Regions from separate parts of the Homo sapiens genome. Here region 2 is linked to region 1. The links are chromatin loops, found by intact Hi-C in ENCODE. Cell type or tissue: A673. All regions are shown on one strand. Each heading gives the region's core, and the rest is flanking DNA. Links, peaks and the distances in the headings are about the cores only.

Region 1 (2,925 bases), core at 93-2,592:
GTCCAGATGTTTTCTTGCCGTGTTACCTTAATATGCACATTTTTGCTGCCTGTTCTGGAAGTTCACAATTTGGAACCTGGGGTACAGGAAGGGGAGTGATCTTTTTGTTGATATTGTTATCTACATGTAAGAATCTGTGCGAAAGAGCTTTATAAATTGCAGATTTTATATTGAGTGGGCAAACTGTTTTTAGGTAATTCTAACTATAAAATATAAAATTTCTAAAAATCAACAGACTTCCTTCAGAGTTTAAGTTGCTTATAAAATTAGTTTGTTGGCAGTTATCCACGTCAGTCCATTTCATAAGGTGTGAAAATATTTTCTTCTTCCTCTTTTTCTTGCCTAATGTTACTTGATTTTCATCTATCCTGTTGAATAGTTGTTTATTTTTGTGATTTTCTACTCACATTAACAAAACAGGATAGATAATGAAAATATCATCTGAAGTTCATTCATTAGTTGAGATCTTTTTCTTTTCATTTCTAGTGGTTTGTAAAATTGACCTAATTCTTTCATTTATCTGCTGTGTACAAACTAGACAAGTATTTTTTTCCACAAATTTATTTGCTTCATGTTTTTAGTACTTTCCACTGGAATTTTTTTTCCTATGTGTGAATAATATTAAATGAGGAAACATTCTTACTTGGTTTTCTTTGATTTTTCATATGGGAATAAAAAGCTATTTAGCCATAAGTAAATGAAATATTTTTTTAAAAAAATTTTTGGTTGCTTTTGTCTTTATATCAATATTGTTAATTATAAGTAGGAATATTTATCCTAAGTTACACAAAGAAGAATTAGAAAACAGTGCTTTCTGTTGCACATTCATTTGCTGGAATTGGATATCAATCTTTGTCCAATCAGGAGAGAGAAACTGCATGATAATTTGAATAGGGAAAGTTTAATGTAAAAGCCTATAAATATAACCAGGGATTGGAAGTTAGAGATTGATAAGAGGTGAAGAGACTCTCAAGAATGTAAGACTAGCAGATGTAATATTATATAATATGAACTTAAGAGCTACTACTACTAAGGCTGAGATAGAATGCCCAAAGAAGAGGCCCCCTGGGACTGTGATCCATATCATGTTGGAGAGGGCCTGGCTCAGGCTCACTGGAAAGCAGAGAAGTCACCTTGTTGATGGAACTTACCAGTAATCCACTTTACTAGGGAGGTGTCTTGCCAGGGGCAGTCTACCAAAAACGCACCCAAGGTGAGTGTTGAGGGAACCTGCTGGTTGCTGCTGGCTCTTGTACACTGTAGGAGCTGGTCACAGGAGAAGCTGCATTTGCTGCAGGACCTGCAGACTGGGGAAGCCCCCATGCCACAGGAGGACCCCAGAAAGCAAAAGCCGCTCCTCTTGCCCTTTCCTGTGTCTCACTAGTGCCCTCTCTTGGCAAAACTTCACATGGAGTGACTATCTAGGAAAAAGTATTTTAAGGGTCCAGATCCATTTTCATAAAACAAGCAAAAAGGTTGAAGTTGGAACAGAGGCAATCATTAACAGCCCACACAACCCGAAAAGTCTTTCATGGTGAAAAACCCTTTCCCTTTCCCATTGGCTATGATAGTTTGTGAGATCACGTGATTTCATTTCTACTGAAATGTCTGTAAGAGTTATATGGATTGTTAGACATACTGATTTATTAACTTTTGTTAACATTTATTAATATTTTTCATTGGAGGATATCTGTATTCTTGAGATGAATCTTTGAGAATTTCTGTGTCACTATAAACACCAGTTTTTGTTTACTTTTTTTAAAGGATTGCTTCATTTAATCATGTTTCTTAGCTATATCCATTAGAATATAAATTTAAATGCTATGCAAGTCATTTAAATTTGTGTAGCAAATTTAGCAAATTTGGAGCTGCCTATGAAGATTTTATTCTTAAACTATTTTTGAAATAGCTCTAGAACCTTTTTTTAATAAATCAATTTTTTAAATTTAAAAATTCTTTACATTATATAACTAGACTAAAATTTTCTAACATGTCACTTTAACATTTTTTTATTGACAGATAAAATTTATGTACTAAAAAAACTAAACTAAAAATAGGAATTTTTATAAAACCAAATGTGGATCACAGCATTAGTAACCATAGAATGTGATTTTAATTTCTTAGAGGATGATAAAGTTGTCAGGAAACAACACTTACAACTTGGAATCACTGACCAGCAATTACATAGTTGCGAGAACCAGCAGAAAGGGGGTGTAGGTGACCCTATGTTGTTCTTGTTGTACCCCATGCCACTCTCAGAGGAAAGAGGATGAATACTGGGTCAAACCAGGGATAATTACCTGCCCACCACAGGAGTCATTACAATGAGGAAGTAAATTGGCAGATTTGATACGGCCCCAGACCCAGTGTCTGATGTTGGCCTCTTGGCAATCAGATAAGTTATTTAGAATAACTGCTTCATGAGTTGCTTGAGTTGATGCATCCAAACTTGCCCAGTAAGCCTTTCTCAAGAGCTGGACTAAATTCTGGTAAATCTGGTCCTCCCATGCATCATGGCTAAGTGAGATTATTGACTTCCACCTGGCTTGGTTCAGCCATAGTGGTGAAGTGGTGTGGTATGCTGTCTTTTAATCAAACAGACATTTAGAGGAGGTCTTTTGGGTCATAGGTGGCATGGGGATGGATTGCACAAAGGTGACTGAGTAGTTAGTTGGCTCAGGTTATTATGGAGTGATCGTAGCTGTCCCTTGGAGAGTGTCTCTATTATGAGCAGTACAGAGTATACTCTATTGCGCTATATTCTTTCAAAATAATCTTAGTAATAGCAAAAGCATGTCACATGAGGTAAGTTTTGCTCATGAGTGAGTTTAGGAATGCTGTTTTTAAAGACCATATGACTATAAAAAATAATATAGAAGCAATTTCTAAAAGAGGAGTTCAAATATATTTTGAGAAGGAGCAAAA
Region 2 (2,925 bases), core at 117-2,616, 430 kb before region 1:
ATTTATAACTCACTTTAGATAAGTCTGTCTCCAAATGGTGATCTTGCTCAGAAGCCTATAAAGAATCAAACAAAACACTTAGATCATGAGAAAAGTGGAATATTCAATAGGAGACCTCAAAGTGCGGAAACATTAAAACTTCATGGGCTCCGAATAAATTTTTGGAAGTTGCAGATGGCTTCTCATGAAACCATACATCTGGAAAAAACTTTTTAAAATATGACAACCTAAATTTGATATTTAAATAAGACTGTGTCAATACTCTATAAGCAGAGTTATGTGAGAAATCATCTGTATTTGATTTTCATAATCATTTTTATAGTATCTGCTAATTATAGAATTTTAGAGTTAGGAGATAGTTTGCAATGCTAACTACGAAATGCACACCAAACCTATACCTGAAAACTTTTGTCACCTAATATATAATAAGTTATTTAAGCAGTTTATTTATTTATTTGAGAGTAGGTCTCACTCTGTTGTCCAGGCTGGAGTGCAGTAGCACGATCATGGCTCACTGCAACCTTGACCTCCAGGGCTCAAATGATCCTCCTGCCTCAGCCTTCTGAGTAGCTGAGACTACAGGTTCGTGACACCATGCCTGGATAATTTTTTTTTTTTTTTTTGAGACGGAGTCTCGATCTTTCGCCCAGGCTGGAGTGCAGTGGTGCTATCTCGGTATCTTGGCTCACTGCAAGCTCTACCTCCCGGGTTCACACCATTCTCCTACCTCAGCCTCCCGAGTAGCTGGGACTACAGGTGCCCGCCACTGCGCCTGGCTAATTTTTTTTTTTTGTATTTTTAGTAGAGACGGGGTTTCACCGTGTTAGCCAGGATGGTCTCCATCTCCTGACCTCGTGATCCACCCGCCTCGGCCTCCCAAAGTGTTGGGATTACAGGCGTGAGCCACCGTGCCCGGCCGGTAATGTTTTTAAAAAATTTTAGTAGAGCCGAGGTCTCACTATGTTGCCCAGGCTGGTCTTGAACTGCTGAGCTCAAGCAATCCTCATTCCTTCTGCCTCCCATAGTGCTGGGATTACCAGGCAACCACACCTGGCCAAAAATATCTTTAGACAATATAGGAACACAGATTTTATTTTTACCCTTTTTAATCCCCTTGCTCCTATTTGAGATATCATATCTCATTCTTAAATGTGCCTTGGATTTCCCCGTATCTTTTTGAATCTCAGTGATTCAATTCTAATATTTTGTCCTTGTAATCTTGTACCTGGGTTAATGCACCAGCCTCCGCTGGTAGAGGGAGCCACAAGTGCAGAGATCTGAGATAGGACCTGGCAAAGAGCCTAGTAAGGCTGGGAGAGGGAGCAGAGAGTGATGGGGATGGGCTTAGACAGTGATAAGAAATGAGTGAGAGGCGAAGGAGAGGCCAGAGCCTCAGGGTCTTATCAGTACAGGGGGAGGACTTTGGCTTTCCTCTGAGAGAGAAGGAAAATCACAAGCCAGGGAACCTTGAGCCAATGAGTGTCATGATCTGGCTTGTGTCTTTAAAGGACTACTTTGGCTTCTGTGTTGAAATTAAGAGAATAAGAAGCAGAGAGACCAGAGAAGATGAGACTGCTTCCATCATCCAGGGAGAGCCTATGGCACCAACCTCCAGAATGGTGGCAATGGAGGTGATGAGATGTGTTCGGACTCTGGATATAGTTTGAAAGCAAAGCTGGCAGAATTTGCTGGCAGATTAGATAGGAAGTGTAAGAGGAAAAGAGAAGACAAGATGACTCCAGGGATTTAGACCTGAGCAATGAGAGGAATTGAGCTGCCAATTTATATATATCAATAATATATGTGATGAATATATATGATGTATACAATATATTTATGATTTTTCTCACTTAAAGCACAATTGAAACAATCAAAAATTAACTTTGAGGTAGGCTAAGTGGTTGACCCAAGGTTGTCTTGCTAAGAAGGGACAAGCTTGGCCTTGAGCACTGCTCAGTGTAACCACTGAACCTGTACTCTTTAAGCTATGGCACATCAGCTCCTACACATACCTTTAGTTTTTGGTCAGCAAAAGTCCTATATGATGTTTTGACTTTCGAGAATTGACTTCTAATGCACGGATTTTATATGCCTGAGGACATTTTATAGACCTAATCAGGTATGCAGAATCCAGGTTGCCAGCTCTAGTCCAGAACTCCAGAACTCCAGGTCTCCCATCTTGCAAATGTGACTACATGTAATGCTTTGACAAATAGTAAAGAAACGCATTTTAACATCTGGTTTGACATCTGCAAAGAATGATTCCTTTTAAAATACAACTAACAGGGTTAAAACTTATTTGGAGACTTAAGGAACATAAAATCATAGCTTCAAAGTCGATTATATCATGATGGTATTATTTGCATTTGTTTTCTTTTGGCCACGTGGAAAATTTTCATCATAGACTGGGGTCTAATACTTATTCAGTAAGGAGTGTTTTTCCATGGCTGAAAAATACAAATTTGGTCCTAGAGGTCGTAGATGTGAGTTCTAAAATATTTTATTTATATCATATTTTCAAACTTTCTTTGCATCAAAAGAAATACTAGTTGAAACACTTCTCAAGTAAAACGGATTATACTTGCTGAAAGCATTACTGGTTTTTATTTAAGTTGCTGATTTTTTAATAAAGGGTCTGACCTTGAGGACAGCTGCCAGTTGGCAGAAAGCACAGAGGAGATGAGAAGAGAGTCTGGGGCCAAAATAAACACCCGAGTCTGACAGTTGTGTCCCATGGACTCTTTCATGTGTCTGTAAGACATTCAGGGTCTTGGATTTGAACATTCCTTCATAAAGGCTCACCCTCAGCAAACTCTCTGCTCTTCCAGTTTCATTGGCAGTCTAAAAACCTGGCAGCATCCTTGGGTTCTGCTTGTTAAGACTTGTGAAATACTATGGACTTGGGCTGCAACCTTCAGCTGAATT

The links. Peaks named below come from ENCODE experiments on the same cell type or tissue, not always from the same donor. Only the 100,000 strongest peaks of a DNase experiment are listed, where the experiment ranks them.
Region 2: a loop joins it to region 1, with 2.5 times the contacts of the local background. A loop is called at or near these places in 21 of 110 quality-filtered maps.

The regions. Positions count from the first base shown.
Region 1 is chr12:26,016,418-26,019,342 of GRCh38, forward strand. All of the region lies in intron 2 of RASSF8 (Ras association domain family member 8), which reads left to right. Among named protein-coding and RNA genes, the nearest start is that of RASSF8-AS1, 58 kb to the left of the region's middle. In A673, for the core only: a CTCF peak has its summit at 1,389 (motif pointing left); a DNase peak (open chromatin) is centred at 1,364.
Region 2 is chr12:25,582,409-25,585,333 of GRCh38, forward strand. It overlaps a transcript of LMNTD1 not described here. Among named protein-coding and RNA genes, the nearest start is that of LMNTD1, 31 kb to the left of the region's middle. In A673, for the core only: a CTCF peak has its summit at 1,228; no DNase peak of the experiment used is centred there.